2 separate regions of the Homo sapiens genome follow, and region 2 is linked to region 1. A link is an interaction called in ENCODE POLR2A ChIA-PET data of the cell type or tissue named here. Cell type or tissue: PC-3. All regions are shown on one strand. Each heading gives the region's core, and the rest is flanking DNA. Links, peaks and the distances in the headings are about the cores only. Region 1 holds the start of MSL1 (MSL complex subunit 1). Region 2 overlaps WIPF2 (WAS/WASL interacting protein family member 2).

Region 1 (8,317 bases), core at 1-8,000:
TCAGCAGAGAACCCCCCTATCAGCCATACTCTCATTTCATCTCCTTGTATATGTTTTGATTCACAGCCCTTAACCACCATTTGTGGGTGACATTTCCTTGATTTTTTTCTCCTTCACTGGTCCTTCTCTTCCCACTCCCCCCATACAAGGATATGATGTGTTGTAATTACGGTACCATCACACCCCTAGACTGCAGTACAGTCTGAGCAGTGCCACCTCCATGTTGAGTAACTTCCACAAATCAACACCATGAGATATTTTAATGAGACCTGCCCCAGCTCCCAATCCACCTTGCAGAATGCATTCTCCAATAAAACAGCCACCCGATGAGATTCATTTGGAAAGCAAACAAAATGAATAGCCGCTTGCTCCCTTGCTCAGCTCTTAGCGCACACGACGCCAGAGAGAAAGAGGAGAGAGGGAGAGATGAGGACGGCGGGGAGGGAGGGAGAGAGAGAGAGAGAGAAAGGGAAAGAGACAGGGAGGGAGGAAGAGGGAGGGAGAGAGGGAGAGAGAGACTGCTGCAGCCTGAACACAACAATTGTAGAAACCATGTTTATTTTTAGGCAGCTGTAAGGTATGCTAGCACAGTAATACCCCCCACCCCAGCTTCCCTCATATCTGAAGGAATATGTTTTAACGCAGAGATGCCCTTAACTACTGCTGCAGTAAAAACAAGCCTGTGTCGTCCAAGCTCCTCAGAAGTAAAGAAATAATAAACGACTTTCCTACTCCCTAAGATTCTAAAATAAGGATGGGGAGGTCTATTTAATACATTTAATAAGCTTACTTTCCCCTGATGCCCTAAAATCTTCCAGTTTCAAACACCATGCTTATAAAAGGGACCTGGTCAGTGGGTCATGTATTAGAACTCAGGTTCCTATTAAAAGCTGTCTGAAATCAAAGGCAGTGATTCTCTTAATATCATTTAAGAAAACTAAAATAGGATTCCACGTAAATCACCTCTACCCCTGTGCCCACTAAAAGGCCTACTGCCCTCCTATCTAAAGATGCTGCAGCAGTGGTGAAAGCAACAGCTGCTTGCTACAGCCCTCTCCTCCACCGTGCATTTCTAACGCAATAGCTCTTTAATTTAACCCTTCCATAAGGACACAACACCTACACCCCACCCTTTCATTTTTAACCCCTCACAGATCACGTCTTTTTCCACTAAACGTCTTTCCCACACGTCTGGGGCTGTCATTTTAAATTAACCCTTTGGCACCTGAAACCCCTCCCCCTCCCCCTGAGAGGTTGCCCTTTAACCCTTCCCTCCAACCCAACGTGTCTGTGAGCCTGGCTCCCAGAGACCCAGCGCCTAAGATACTCCTTTGCCGGTGGCCAACCTCCTTTACCCCTAACCCGGGGGTGCCTTAACCTCCTACAGCCCCCTTCCCCCGAGCATGCGCACAACTCGCTCCTCGGCCCGAATGCAGATTAACCCCTCCCGTACCGTGTCTCTCTCTGACTTCAGCTCCTCGATCTCCTTTTCCTTGGCCTGCAGCTGCTGCTGCTGCTGTTCGATGAGGTCCAATTGCAGCAGAAGGATCTGTTTGAGGCAGGCGGCCTGACTGGAGGCTCCCGAGCCGCCACCACCCCCGAGAGGGCTCTTCCTCATACTCTTCCATCTGCCCTCGCTGGCCGCCAGGGTCCCGGCGGTGGCGGTGGGCGCGAGGGGTGGCGGCCCGGGCAGAGGTAGTGGTGGGGGTCCCGCCGGGTCCGAGGCGGTGGCAGCGGGGGAGGCCGCCCCACCCTTGTCCCCAGCCCAGGGCGTAGGCTCTTTGGCCGCCGCCACGAGAGAGCCCGTCTGAATGGGCAGCACCGCCTGATACTTGGGCCGGGGGCTGCAGCCGGCTCCGGCTGCGGCAGGCTCCCCCCCAATGCCGGCTTGCTTGGTGGCCGGGGGCGGACAGGGCAAGGGCACCGAACCGCCCCAGCTCTCTTCCTGCTGCCCGGGGGCCGCCCCGGCCGGGAGTAACAAGCCCCGGCCCTTGCCGCCGCAGCCGGCCGGGGAAGGCGCGGGGCTCCCGCCCTGGGAGGAGGCCAGCGGGGGCCCCGGCTCCTTGAGCTTACGGTGCCGGGGGAGGAAGTGGGCTTCGGCCGCCCCAGGCTCGTCCTCGGGCCCGCCCAGCGCCGCAGCCCGCTCGTAGTCCAGTCGCTGCTCAGGATTGCCGCCGGCAGGGGCCGCGGCCGCCTTGAACACCGCGGATCTCATGGTCATAGTGGTCCGGAGCAGCGCCGGGCACCGAGGCGGAGGAGGGGGTGGGGAAGGGGCGAGGTGCGGGGGGTCGAGGACTGAGGGGGGGGAGGGGAGTTTGGCGGGCTCGCCTCAGCAGCGCGGCAGCAGGCCTCCGCTAGCGCGGCTCCTCCGGGGCCCGGGCGCCATCCCGCCGGCGTGCGGAGACGTGGAGGCCGCGGCTGAGGCCCGCCGCCGGCCCATGGGGGCCTCGCCGCCGCCTCTGCTGCCGCCGCCGCCGCCTTCGCCTCAGAGGCAGGAGCTCGCACCCAGCCGCCCCCGAGCTCATCCCCGGAGCTCGCTTCGGCCCCCCCTGGCCCGGCCGGGCCCGCCTCGTCTCCCCACCCCGCACCCCCCCTTCCCCGCCCCGGCCCCCCGCCCCGGAGCTCGCCTCAACCGCCCCGAGCCTCCATTTCCCCCCCCTCCTCCTCAGGAGGGGGTGGAGGGCTGGGTCCGCCCAAAGCCCTCCTACTCCGGGAGAGGGGGTCTGTCGCCTCTCCCGGGGGTCTCCGCGGCTCGGGGTCCCCCTCCCCCACAGTCACCCCCGGCGCCTCAGCGTTTCCCTTTAAAAAAACGGAGCCGCTCGTAGCCGCCACCGCCGCAGCCGCCGCCAACCGGAGGACGCATGCGCGGGGAGGGGAGCGGGCGGGAGTGCACCGGGAGCCGAGAGGAGGGAGGCGGGCCGCGCTATTGTGAAAGGGGCCGCCGCCGCCTCGAGGGGGGCAGGGAGGGGACCGCGGGGGCCGGGGGCCGGCGAGGGGAGGCCGGGGCTGAGGGGCGAGGACCGAGGAGCGCGCGGAGGAGCGGGGTGAAGGTGGGCTGCCGAGGGAGGGGCGAGCCGGGGGAGGGTCTGGAGGGGGAAGAAGGGCGAGGGCGGCCGCGGGAAGAAGGGGAAAGCGGAGGCTCCCCGGGAAAAAAGCGCGAGAGAATGGAGTTGAGAGGAAAGAAGGAGGATACAGGCGGCCAATGTGTGGCCTACGTGGGAGCGCCCCGAGCGCTCCACGTCCCCGGCCTGCGCCGGGCGGCCCCTTCCCCGGGCATCTTGGCAACGCGCCTGGCCCAAGCCGGAGGGGCCCCGCGGCCCCGCACGCCTCCTGGACCAGTCAGGATCCAGGCTCCTCTTTGAGCCCGCGGGTGTTTCATGGGGGTAGAAGTCTAACCCCTCCACCCCCTCTCCTCCCCAGCAGTCCCACGCGGGTATGGGAGAGAATGAAGTTCTTTGTCTCTAAGGGATTCAAACCAGAAACGGAGGGACCTCTGGTTCCCAGAGGGAGGAAAATCCATGATGTCTGCTGCCCAGGGAGCTATTGCCACCGCCTCCTTGGGATGAAGTATTGCCAGCTACCAACAGTTCCTTCCCAACGGCCATCTTCCAGCCTTCTTAAACGACTCCTAGCATCTTCGGGAGGCTCCTGAAGGACTGAAGCAAAGGAAATCTCTGAAGGGATTTAGTCCTTGAAAGGGAGTAGGGATACTTAGGGTGTTCTGTGTTGAGCGCTTCTTCCTATCTCTCCAGCTTCATGTATGTGTGTCTTTATGTCCAAGCAATTGAGCCAACAAGTCCTCAGAATTCCTTGTGAAAAAAACGTTTTTTTTTTTTGAGACGGATTCTCACTCTGTCGCCCAGGCTGGAGTGCAATGGTGAAATTCAGCTCACTGCAACCTCCGCCTCCGGGGTTCAAGCGATTCTCCTGCCTCAGCCTCCCGAGTAGCTGGGATTACAGTCACGCGCCACCACGCCCAGCTAATTTTGTATTTTTAGTAGAGACAGGATTTCTCCTTGGTCAGGCTGGTCTGGAACTCCCGACTTCAGGTGATCCGCCCGCCTCGGCCTCCCAAAGTGGTGGGATTACAGGTGTGAGCCACCGTGCCCAGCCCTGAAATAGTCTTAATTGCTTGTTTTTCTTTTTTGTCTGAGGTGTGCTTTTTAAAATCTCTATGGAGATGGAGAAGACTGACATTCTCTGGCCTGATGTGAAAACCTCTCATTAAAACTGTGTCTGTGCTTTGTGGGCTGAAAGCATGAAACACTGGAAATTTTAAACAAACGTATGTGAATGTGTTAAGAAGCCAAGAGTCCGGCCCTCTTTCACCAGACTGTATGGCCTCAGATCAGCAAGGGAAGTATTGAGCTTAGGGACACCAAGTAATGGAGTGAGCAGGGATGAGAGGGCACATAGAATGTGGTGATCTCTTTCCATGTCAAGGCTTGTGTGTTTGTGGCACTGGGGTCTTGCTGTGTCCCCAAGGCTAGAGTACAGTGGCACAATTATGGTTCACTGCAGCCTCAACCTCCAGGGCTCAAGTGATCCTCCCACCTCAGTCTCCTAAGTAGCTGGGACAACAGGCTTGGGCTGCCACACCTGGCTAACTTTTTATTTTTTTGTAGAGACGGGCCTTTGTAATACCAGCCTTTGTTGCCCAGGCTGGTATTGAACTCGCTCAAGCGATCCTCCCACCTGGGCGTCCCAAAGTGCTGGGATTATAGGAGTGAGCCACTGTGCCCAGCCTTCAGCGTCAAGACTTTCTGCACCATCTCTACGCTGACAGCTCCGTAATTTATATTTCTTTCTGGACTCATCCCCTAACTCCAGAATCATATATCCAACTGTCTAGTATACATACCCAGTTGGATGTCTAATAGGTATTTCTTTTTTTTGAGGTGGAGTCTTGCTCTGTTGCCCAGGCTGGAGTGCTGGAGTGCAGTGGCACGATCTCGGCTCACTGCGAGCTCCTCCCGGGTTCACGCCATTCTGCCTCAGCCTCCCCAGTAGCTGGGACTACAGGCGCCTGCCACTACGCCTGGCTAATTTTTTGTATTTTTTAGTAGAGACGTGGTTTCACTGTGTTAGTCAGGATGGTCTCATCTCCTGACCTCGTGATCTGCCCGCCTCGGCCTCCCAGAGTGCTGGGATTACAGGTGTGAACCACCGCGCCCGGCCTAGGTATTTCAAACTTACATCTAAAAATCAAGCTCCCGAATTCCTCCCACCCAAACACCCAAATACCACTTCTACAGTCTTACTCTTTTTTTTTTTTTTTTTTGAGACGGAGTCTTGCTCTGTTGCCCAGGCTGGAGTGCAGTGGCACAATCTCAGCCCACTGCAACCTCTCCACCTCCCGGGTTCAAGCGATTCTCCTGCCTCAGCCTCCAGAGTAGCTGGGATTACAGGCATGCACCACCATGCCCAGCTAATTTTTGTATTTTTAGTAGAGACGGGGTTTCACCATGTTGGTCAGGCTGGTCTCAAACTCCTGACCTCATGATCCGCTCACCTCAGCCACCCAAAGCTGGGATTACAGGCGTAAGCCACCGCGCCCAGCCCAGTCTTCCTCTCTTTGTCACCCCATTGCCTTTCAAAATGTATGTCCAAGGCTGGACGTCGTGGCTCGTGCCTGTTACCCCAGCACTCTGGGAGGCCGAGGTGGGCGGATCACAAGGTCAGGAGATCGAGACCATCCTGGCTAACATGGCGAAACCCCGTCTCTACTAAAAATACAAAAAATTAGCCAAGCATGGTGGCGGGCGCTTGTAGTCCCAGCTACTCGGGAGGCTGAGGCAGGAGAATGGCGTGAACCCAGGAGGCAGAGCTTGCAGTGAGCCGAGATCGCGCCACTGCACTCCAGCCTGGCGACAGAGTGAGAGTCCGTCTCAAAAAAAAAAAAAAATTTAGCCGAGCCTGGTGGCAGGGGCCTGTAGTCCCAGCTACTCGGGAGGCTGAGGCAGGAGAATGGGGTGAACCCGGGAGGCAGAGCTTGCAGTCAGCCGAGATCCCACCACTGCACTCCAGCCTGAGTGACAGAGGGAGACTCCATCTCAAAAAAAAAAAAAAATACATATATATATATATATATATATATATATATATATATGTATATGTATGTCCAAAATCCCACAGTTTCTCAACACCTCCACAACTTCCACCCTGGCCTCTGCCACACAATCCTATCTCACTTGTTTTAATTGCAGTAACTGTAATTGGTCTCTCAGTTTCAACCTTTGCCTTCCATCACTTAAGTCTACTCAGCAGCCACAGTGGTCCTGGTAAGATGGGAGTAAGATCATGATCTTTCTCTACTCAGAACCCTCTCATGGCTTCCCATCTCACTTGGAGTAAAAGTAAAATCATTAAGGCTTGTAGGATCTGGCTCCCTGGTACTGCTCTCTGACTTTAGTTTCTACTGTTATTCACTCCTTTCTGTTGGCCCCTTCAGGCCCTTGCAGTTGCTGTTCCCTCTACCTAGATCCCTCTTCCTTCAGATGTCCACATGACTTCCTCCCTCACCTCCTTCAGCTCTTTACTGTATGTCAGCTGAGACCTTTGGCCCCCGCTATGTATACTCACAGCCTTCTCCAAACCGCCTCTTCCCTTTTTTTGCTTGATTTTTCTCCTTAGCATGTATTACCTCTAATTTACCTTATTACCTTATCCTCCCCCACTACAATGTAAACTTCATAGTTTTGGGGGGTTTGTTTGTTTTTTAAGACGGAGTCTCACTCTTACCCAGGCTGGAGTGCAGTGGTGTAATCTCGGCTCACCGCAACCTCTGCCTCCCAGGTTCAAGTGACTGTTCTGCCTCGGCTGCCCAAGTAGCTGGGATTACAGGCGTGCACCACCACGCCTGGCTAATTTTTGTGTTTTTAGTAGAGACAGGGTTTCGCCATGTTGACCAGGCTGGTATCAAACTCTTGACCTCGAGAGATCCACCTGCCTCAGCCTCCCAAAGTGCTGGGATTAAAAGTGTGAGCCACAGCACTGGGCTGCTTCATGTTTTGTTACTGCCATATCCTCAGCACCTAGAACCATACCTGCCACAAAGTAGGCATTTAATAAATATTGGTTAAATGATTAAATGAGCTGTTTAGATATATTAAGAGAAAGCATCTACCTACCTTTGACCTTTAGCTTGACTGAGGGTGGCAGTTCTATTAAAAAATAGGGCCGGGTGTGGTGGCTCACGCCTGTAATCTCAACACTTTGGGAGGCCAAGGCATGAGGATCACCTGAAGCCAGGCGTTTGGGACAAGCCTGGGCAACATAGTGAGACCCTGTCTCTACAAAAAATTTAAAAATTATGGCTGGGTCTGGTGGCTCACACCTGTAATCCTAGCACTTTGGGAGGCCGAGGCAGGCAGATCGCTTGAGGTGAGGAGTTTGAGACCAGCCTGGCCAACATGGTGAAACCCCCAGTCTCTACTAAAAATCCAAAAATTAGAGTAGGAGACCGTGTGGCCTTAATGGATAAGGTGTCTGACTTCAGATCAGAAGATTGAGGGTTTGAGTCCCTTTGTGGTCATAACGTTTGGTCGGGTGCGGTGGCTCATGCCTGTAATCCCAGCACTTTAGGAGGCCGAGGCAGGCGGATCACCTGAGGTCAGGAGTTTGAGACCAGCCTGGCCAACGTGATGAAACCCCGTCTCTACTAAAAATGCAAAAATTAGCTGGGCATGGTGGTGGATGCCTGTAATCCCAGCTACTCGGGAGGCTGAGGCAGGAGAATCGCTTGAACCTGAGAGGCGGAGGTTGCAGTGAGTCGAGATCGTGCCATCGCACTCCAGCCTGGGCGACACAGCAAGACTCCCATCTCAAACAAACAAACAAACAAAAATTAGCCAGATGTGGTGGCGCACACCTGTAATCTCGGCTACACAGGATGCTGAGACAGGAGAATCGCTTGAACCTGGGAGGCAGAGGTTGCAGTGAGCCAAGATCAAGTCACTGCACTCCAGCCTGGGTAGCAGAGTGAGGCTCTGTCTCAAAAAAAAAAAAAAAAATTAGCCGAGCATTGTGGTGCATGCCTGTAGTCCTAGCTACTTGGGAGGCTAAGGCGGGAGGATTGTTTGAGCCCGAGAGGCTGAGGTTATAGTGAGCTATGATCACACTGCTGAACTCCAGCCTGGTTGATAGAGCAAGACTCTGTCTCTAATAAAATAGTGAAACCTAGAGAAGAGTAAATTTGTCTAGGAACAAATTTGAACATACCATCTGGAAGGAATTAAGGAGGAAGTGACAACTGAGGTGGGCCTTGAAGGTTGAGATCAAAGGACATTTCAGGCAGAGGTAAGAACATTGCAGCTGG
Region 2 (8,368 bases), core at 200-8,199, 130 kb before region 1:
TGTTAAAAACAGAATTAAAGAATAGGAATGCTACTAGTAGGAAAATCTAGAAATTTTAACCAAAAGGAGTTAAAAGAAAAAAAAAGTATGTGAGGACCATCAACCTATTTACTCAAAGGTTTTGAGATAGCCTAATGGAAGGACTACCTACCTGATGAAATGTGGGAGGTGGAGGAGGACCAGGTGGGGGTGGCGGGGGAGGAGGAATTGGCATTCTTGCCCTGCTCCCAGTTGGCACTGTTCTCTCTCCGTCTTTATTTGTACCTTTAGGTCATTCATATACCTGCAAATGAAAAAGAAACTCATTAAGAACAGCTTTACCATTAGATACAAGTGCCCAGGAGAATGAGAGAACTGGGCATGGTAATCAAAAGAGACTGAACACCTTATCTTTTAGTTCCACTGTGATACAGTCCAGGGCTTGGTAAATCTGTTTAAATCAATTGTTTTAATTTGCAATTTCCTAATGACTTATGATGCTGAACATCTTTTCATATGCTTACTTGTCATCTGTTTATCTTCTCTGGTAAGGTGTCTATTTAGGCCTTGTGTCCTTTTTTTTTTTTTTTTTTTTTTTAAAGACCCTGGGACTCTCTCCATTGCCCAGGCTGGAGCACAGTGGTGCAATCATGGCTCACTGCAGCCTAGAACTCCTGAGCCCCAGCAATCCTCCCACCTCAGCCTCTCAAGTAGCTGGGACTACAAGCATGCATGTCATTACGCCCAGCTAATTTAAAAACAATTTTTGGGCCAGGCGCGGTGGCTCATGCCTGTAATCCCAGCACTTTGGGAGGCCGAGGCGGGTGGATCACGAAGTCAGGAGATCGAGACCATCCTGGCTAACATGGTGAAACCCCGTCTCTACTAAAAATACAAAAAAGTAGCGGTGTGGTGGTGGGCGCCTGCAGTCCCAGCTACTCGGGAGGCTGAGGCAGGAGAATGGCGTGAAACCAGGAGGCGGAGCTTGCAGTGAGCCGAGATGGTGCCACTGCACTCCAGCCTGGATGACAGAGCGAGATTCCGTCTCAAAAAAAAAAAAAAAAAATTTAGGCCGGGCACGGTGGCTCACACCTGTAATCCCAGCACTTTGGGAGGCCAAAGTGAGTGGATCACCTGAGATTGGGAGTTCAAGGCCAGCCTGACCAACATGGAGAAACCCTGTCTCTACTAAAAACACAAAATTAACTGGGCATGGTGGCACATGCCTGTAATCCCAGCTACTCGGGAGGCTGAGGCAGGAGAATCGCTTGAACCTGGGAGGCAGAGGTTGTTGGGGTGAGCAGATGTCGCACCACTGCACTCCAGCCTGGGCAACAAGAGAGAAACTCTGTCTCAAAAAAAAAAAAATTTAAAGATGGGTGCTCCCTGTATTGTGCAGGCTTGTCTCCAACTCCTGGCCTCAAGCAATCATCTCACTTCAGCCTCACAGCTGGGATTACAGGTGTGAGCCACCATGCCTGGCTGGCCCATATTTTTAATTGGGTTGTTTTTGCTTTTTTATTGTTGAGTTTTAAGAGCTCTTTGTATATTCTGGATAACAGTCCTTTAATAGATATGTCTTCTGCAAGTATTTTTTCCCAGTCTGAGGCTTATCTTCTCATTTTCTTGATTTTTATAACCTCTTAAAAATGTAAAAATCAGGCCGGGCACAGTGGCTCAAGCCTGTAATCCTAGCACTTTGGGAGGCCGAGGAAGGCAGGTGAATCACCTGAGGTCAGGAGTTCGAGACCAGCCTGACCAATATGTGAAACCCCATGTCTACTGAAAATGCAAAAATTAGCTGGGCGTGATGACATGTGCCTGTAGTCCCAGCTACTCGGGAGGCTCAGACAGGAGAACTGCTTGAATCCGGGAGGTGGAGGTGCAGTGAGCCAAGAAAGTGCTACTGCCCTCTAGCCTGGGCAACAGAGCGAAACTCTGTCTCAAAAAAAAAAAGGAAAAATCATTCTTAGTTTATGGGCCATACAAAAACAGGCTGTAGACCAGATCTGACTTATGGGCCACAGTTTACCAACATCTGGTATAGTCACATCCCTGGAATCTGACAGCCATTTATCAGATCACCAAACACTTAAAACTCAAAAACTATATAGTTGCCCCTCTATTATAGTCTGCAAGTAATCCTCATTTTACAGATCAGACTAAAACCAGAACTCAAGAACAATAACTACCCCCACAAAGCCATTTTAAGGAAATCCCATTTTTTGACCCCCTCCCCCCAAAAAATGGAAGCCAAAATAACATGGCCACCATGAGTACAACTTACAGATGACAAGAAAGGTTCAAGATGGTAACCAACCTCACCAATCAATCCATGGAAGAACTGCTTCTAAGCAAGGTTATTAATAAGATTAGGAGGCCAGGCATGGTGGCTCATGCCTGTAATCCCAACACTTTGGGAGATGGAGAAAGGAAGACGGCTTGAGCCCAGGAGTTCAAGACCAGTCTGGACAACATGGTGAAATCCCATCTCTACCAAAAATACAAAAATTAGCCCGGCATGGTTGTGCACACCTGTAATCCCAGTTACTTGGAAGGCTCAGGCAGCCGAGTTGCTTGAACCCGGGAGGCGGAGGTTGCAGTAAGCCCAGAACGCACCACTGCACTCCAACCTGGATGACAGAGTGAGACTCTGTCTCAAAAAAAAAAAAAAATCAAACCAGCATGGCAGCCCACTGGGAAGGCCTGGTTCTGAACTCCTTACATGGGTGACCAAAACCTCTCTGTCAATAATGCAGTAATTTAATACTTCTCTCAATGCTCTGGGAATGATGAAAGGAAAGGGAAATTTTTCCAACAGTTCTATAAAACCAAAAACCACTGCAGGAGAGTAGAATTTGATCAGAAATGAGACAGTAAAAGTCTTCAAAATCCCAACTCCTGCCAGTGTGATGCCACTATAGGCTGGCTGCCCAACAGAGCTATTTCCTCTAACCACAAAAAAATGGACAGTCCTCAGGCTAAGTGGTTCCTGTGGGGAATGGTGTCTGTACTCACTTCAAGAAATAAGCCGATAAATTCCCTCCAAGGGAAATACCTTTTTATTTCTGCTTTCAAAACCAAGGGCAGTCTTTCTTTGCCAGGCGTTTAACATACGAGGCTTTAAAAATTGATCGAAACAGTAAATCATAAGCAGAACATCTATCACCAGGTGGGGGAAAGGAATTTAAAATAAAGAAAACACAAGAAGTAGAAAAACCAACAAACAAAACCTTTCTTTTCTTTGCATCCCCTGGGTTTACTGTGACCATTCCATTCCAAAGTGCCCACAGCATTAGCAAAGAAAGCTAGTAGGAAACAAAGGGGAAAATAGGCCGGGCGCGGTGGCTCACGCCTGTAATCCCAGCACTTTGGGAGGCCAAGGCGGGCAGATCATGAGGTCAGGAGATGGAGACCATCCTGGCTAACACAGTGAAACCCTGTCTCTACTAAAAATACAAAAAATTAGCTGGGTGTGGTGGCAGACACCTGTAGTCCCAGCTACTTGGGAGCCTGAGGCAGGAGAATGGCGTGAACCTGGGAGACGGAGCTTGCAGTAAGCCGAGATCACACCACTGCACTCCAGCCTGGGTGACAGAGTGAGACTCCATCTCAAAAAAAAAAAAAAAGTCCAGGCGCGGTGGCTAATGCCTGTAATCTTAGCACTCTGGGAGGCTGAGGCGGGCAGATCACCTGAGGCCAGGAGTTCGAGACCAGCCTGACCAACATGGAAGAAACCCCATCTCTACTAAAAATACAAAATTAGCCAGGCATGGTGGCACATGGGATTACAATCCCAGCTACTAGGGAGGCTGAGGCAGGAGAATCGCTTGAACCTGGAAGGCGGAGGTTGTGGTGAGCCGAGATCGCGCCATTGTACTCCAGCCTGGGCAACAAGAGCGAAACTCCATCTCAAAAAAAAAAACCAAACAAACCAGGGAAAATAACAGTTGATTCAGAAACAAACATTTTCAACTAATTCCAGTCACCAGAGGTCCTGCCTTTTTGAGGAGGTTTCTAGTTTTTTTTTTTTTTGAGACAGAGTCTCTGTTGCCTAGGCTGGAGTACAGTAACATCATCTCGGCTCGCTGCAACCTCTTCCTCCCAGGTTCAAGCGATTCTCCTGCCTCAACCTCCCAAACAGCTGGGACTACAGGCGCATGCCACCACACCCAGCTAATTTCTGTATTTTTAGTAGAGACGGGGTTTCACCAAGTTAGCCAGGCTGGTCTCAAACTCCTGACCTCAAATGATCCTCACGCCTCGGCCACCCAAAGTGCTGGGATTACAGGGGTGAGCCACCATGCCCGGCCTGGGTTTCTAGTTCTATCAGCCATTGGCCATTGCCATAATTGAAAGGATCTCCTAGAATGACCCAAAAAAGACTCAGACAAGTCCTTTACTCTTTCCATGTCCATAGGTGATCCAATCTCCGTGCTACAAGGTGAATAATGACCTAAAAGGAACAGCCTTATGCCTGTCAGTGTGCTCCACTTATTTAAGCAAAGCAGGAATTCTCTAGCATAGCAATTTTTTTTAAGCAATATATTACACAGTTAAAGATGCCTTCCTAAAATAGACTCAATTCAAACTCTAATTGAAAAACAGATTCATCAGTGGCGCTTGCCTATAATTGCAGCTATTCAGGGGGCCAAGAAGGGAGGATCACTTGAGCCTTTGTTTTTGGATCCAGCCTAGGCAACACAGCAAGACCCCTTAAAAAATTAAGTACATAAAAAAAGTTAAATCAAAGAAACACCATCTATATCAAGTGACTGACTTTAGTGTTGACTACCAACAGTGGCTCTCAAGCTTTCTTCTGGCTCCACAGGGATTGTATGCATGACACACTCCTATCAATGACATTTATTACATAATGATGTATTATCCTTCCCATTTTATGGTGAGGACACTGAAGTCCCAGGAGTGGGAGTGCCTACATGTACATGAGAAAAACTGACTCATCAAAGGGCAACTGCCCAAGATCACTCAGGAATAAAGTGCAGAGTTAGGCCTCATATCCAGGTCTCCTGACTTCTTCCTTTTCACTAATCACTATGGAGAAAACAAACAAAAAACTCCCCTGGAAATTAGTGTGGTTTAGCAATTTTCTATTTTTCCCCAAATGAAATTTAACTCATTCCAAATTTCTTAGTTATAGAATACAAACAGTTCTCTATATGTTTCCAAGAACAGCCCCATTTAGGTGAATTCAAATTAAAACAACTTTCCTTTCCCTGAAAAACTCCCAAAAGAAGCTTTTTGTTTACATCAAATTAGGACTGAGACTTATAATCGCTAATCCAATGCAGAGGGTCTGCTTTGAGAACTACTTTGAGTTAAAAAAAAAAAAAAATGAACCAAAACAATTCATAACATTTGACAACAGAAAGACAAATTTCACTAACCAACTGTGATTAATCAAAGGACAAATTTGAGCCTTCTGGAAGCACTGTCTATTGCAATACTAAGAATCTAATAGGCTGGACGCAGTGGCTCACGCCTGTAATCCCAGCACTTTGGGAGGCCGAGGAGGGCGGATCACAAGGTCAGGAGATTGAGACCATCCTGGCTAACACAGTGAAACCCCGTCTCTACTAAGAAACATAAAAAATTAGCTGGGCGTGGTGGCGGGCGCCTGTAGTCCCAGCTACTCGGGAGGCTGAGGCAGGAGAATAGCATGAACCCAGGAGGCGGAGCTGGCAGTGAGCCGAGATTGCGCCACTGCACTCCAGCCTAGGTGACAAAGCGAGACTCAAAAAAAAAAAAAAAAAAAAAAAGAATCTAATAGCTAACGTGTACTGGCACCATCATAGCTCACTGTAACCTCAAACTCCTGGGCTCCAGTGATCCTTCTGCCTCAGCCTCCCGAGAAGATAGGACTACAAGTGAGCACCACCACGTGCAGCTAAGAATCTAATGGTCTTGAGGTTAAACCTGAGATTAAATTTAGAAAAGAACAAGAAGGTTCTCTACAGAATTTTAAGTATTTCCTTTCTGATCTATTAAATTAGAACTACAAACCTCACCATCTGTGCTCTTCAGAGACCTTGACTTTCAGAAACATCTTGAGGCTGCCTCAAGTTCGGAAACACAGTAATTCTCATTCCTTTCTTAAGCCCTTCCATCTTAAAAACCAAGATAAAGGCCGGGTGTGGTGGCTCACGCCTGGAATCCCAGCACTTTGGGAGGCCGAGGTGGGCGGATCACAAGGTCAGGAGATAGAGACCATCTTGTCCAACACGGTGAAACCCTGTCTCTACTAAAAAAAAAAAAAAAATACAAAAATACAAAAAATTAGCCGGGCATGGCAGCGGGCACCTGTAGTCCCAGCTACTCAGAAGGCTGAGGCAGAAGAATGGCGTGAACCCGGGAGGCAGAGCTTGCAGTGAGCCGAGAATGCGCCACTGCACGCCAGCTTGGGTTGACAGAGCGAGACTTTGTCTCAAAAAAAAAAAAAAAAAAAAAAAAAAAACATGATAAAATTCGCTTTGCACATCCTCAGGAGTCAATATCTTAAAAATAAACACCAGAGAGTATTATTTAAAATCTTCCTGATGTCCGGTCCAGCAGGGTGGCTCAGGCCTGTAATCCCAGCACTCTGGGGGGCTGAGGCGGGCAGATCACAAGGTCAGGAGATCGAGACCAGCCTGGGCAACATGGTGAAACCCTGTCTCTAGTAAAAATACAAAAAATTAGCCAGGCATGGTGGCAGGTGCCTGTAGTCCCAGCTACTCCAGAGGCTGAGGCAGGAGAATTGCTTGAACCCGGGAGGCGGAGGTTGCAGTTAGCCAAGGTCACGTCACCGCACTCCAGCCCAGGTGACAGTGCGAGACTCCATCTCAAAAAAAAAAAAAAATCTTCCTGATGTCAAATTCATCACAGAATTCAGAAATAAGTCTTGATAAAACTCAAGTAATGCACTTTTAAAAACTGCTTCCTGGCAGGGTGCGGTGGCTCACACCTGTAATCCCAGCACTTTGGGAGGCCGAGGCAGGCAGATCACCTGAGGTCAGGAGTTCAAGACCAGCCTGACCAACATGGAGTAACCCTGTCTCTACCAAACATACAAAATTAGCCGGGCATGGTGGTGCATGCCTGTAATCCCAGCTACTCGGGAGGCTGAGGCAGGAGAACCGCTTGAACCCAGGAGGCAGACAGAGGTTGCAGTGAGCCAAGATTGCGCCATTGCACTCTAGCCTGGGCAACAAGAGCGAAGAGCCATCTCAAAAAAAAAAAAAACTGCTTCCTTCTATCCATCTTTAAAAAGACAAAGCCTATTTTTCTATTCAATTTCCTAATGTTTCACTCCAAATATTCCTACATTTTAAAAACAGGAGACTTCCTTAGTACAAAGACACCAACTACTACCCTTTACACGTGATAAATGAAGAATCCAGTTTAGTTCTTGCTTTTCTCGTACACTTAAAATTATCTAAGAGGTATCCTAGTTACCACTACAATCTGGGGCCTTTATTCAAATGGCATTCTGCTGCTCTAAAACTCAGGTTTCAATTGCAAGTTATTTTAAAAAGACACGAAAATCAAGAAAAATTCTAAATCTTAATGCTATCTTCTATTTTCATGCCTCAGGTAACAGTACTTTCCTTTGATCTCAGTTTTGACTACAAAGTAAATTACAGTTTTTGTATCAAAGCACTGAACAAAATCCCAAAAGGGAAAAAAACTGACCTTAAAAAAACAGGCCACCTCCCTCACTCAGCAAAATCTTAAGGTCCCAGTCCTTCCTTACAAGAATCAGTCATATGAATAGGAATCTGAGATATCAAAAAGAAAATCATCTTTATTTCTTCAATATATGTTTAATTACTTAATATCCTAATAAACCATTTCTCAATACAAAGAAACAGAGATAGGTAAAACAAATTTCAGGATCCTCTCTGAAAAAACCACAACAGCTTTGACTACTCTATCTCCCAGATAATCTAAGGAGAAGACAGTTGTGTCTTCAAAAGAAAAAGATTCCAGACACTCCTCCCTAATGGAATTCTTCTGATCCCATAGTTCAAATCAAATGAAATCTCTCTAACAGCATCAGAGATGAAACATAAATGTTTGGTAGAAAGAGAGTCAGGCAGGGCATTATGGCTCAAGCCTGCAATCCCAGCACTTTGAGAGACTGAGGCAGAAGGATCGAATGTGCTTAGAGACCAGCCTGGGTAACAAAGTGAGACCTTGTCTCTATTTAATAAGAAATATTTTTTAGGCCAGGCACAGTGGCTGACGCCTATAATCCCAGCACTTTGGGAGGCCGAGGCGGACGGATCTCTTGAAGTCAGGAGTTTGAGACCAGCCTGGCCAACATGGTGGAACCCCCATCTCTACTAAAATTATAAAAAAAATTAGCCAGGCACGGTGGCGGGTGCTT

The links. Peaks named below come from ENCODE experiments on the same cell type or tissue, not always from the same donor. Only the 100,000 strongest peaks of a DNase experiment are listed, where the experiment ranks them.
Region 2: POLR2A ChIA-PET joins it to region 1 with 12 read pairs; 4 of 35 experiments call an interaction of 5 or more read pairs at or near these places.

The regions. Positions count from the first base shown.
Region 1 is chr17:40,116,517-40,124,833 of GRCh38, reverse strand. It overlaps MSL1 (MSL complex subunit 1), which reads right to left and starts at 2,863. Exons shown (of 9, transcript NM_001365919.1): 1 at 1,454-2,863. The coding sequence starts at 2,221. It overlaps LOC124904001 (a long non-coding RNA gene), which reads left to right and starts at 2,994. Exons shown (of 2, transcript XR_007065752.1): 1 at 2,994-3,050; 2 at 3,421-4,305. RefSeq lists an enhancer at 1,384-2,022 and silencers at 1,723-2,172, 2,223-2,272, 2,373-2,512, 2,573-2,782, 2,823-3,022 and 1 more. In PC-3, for the core only: no CTCF peak of the experiment used is centred there; no DNase peak of the experiment used is centred there; H3K4me3 peaks cover 4,137 bases; H3K27ac peaks cover 2,288 bases.
Region 2 is chr17:40,248,306-40,256,673 of GRCh38, reverse strand. It overlaps WIPF2 (WAS/WASL interacting protein family member 2), which reads right to left. Exons shown (of 8, transcript NM_133264.5): 2 at 152-283. The coding sequence starts at 214. Among named protein-coding and RNA genes, the nearest start is that of WIPF2, 33 kb to the right of the region's middle. In PC-3, for the core only: no CTCF peak of the experiment used is centred there; a DNase peak (open chromatin) is centred at 4,903; H3K27ac peaks cover 1,069 bases.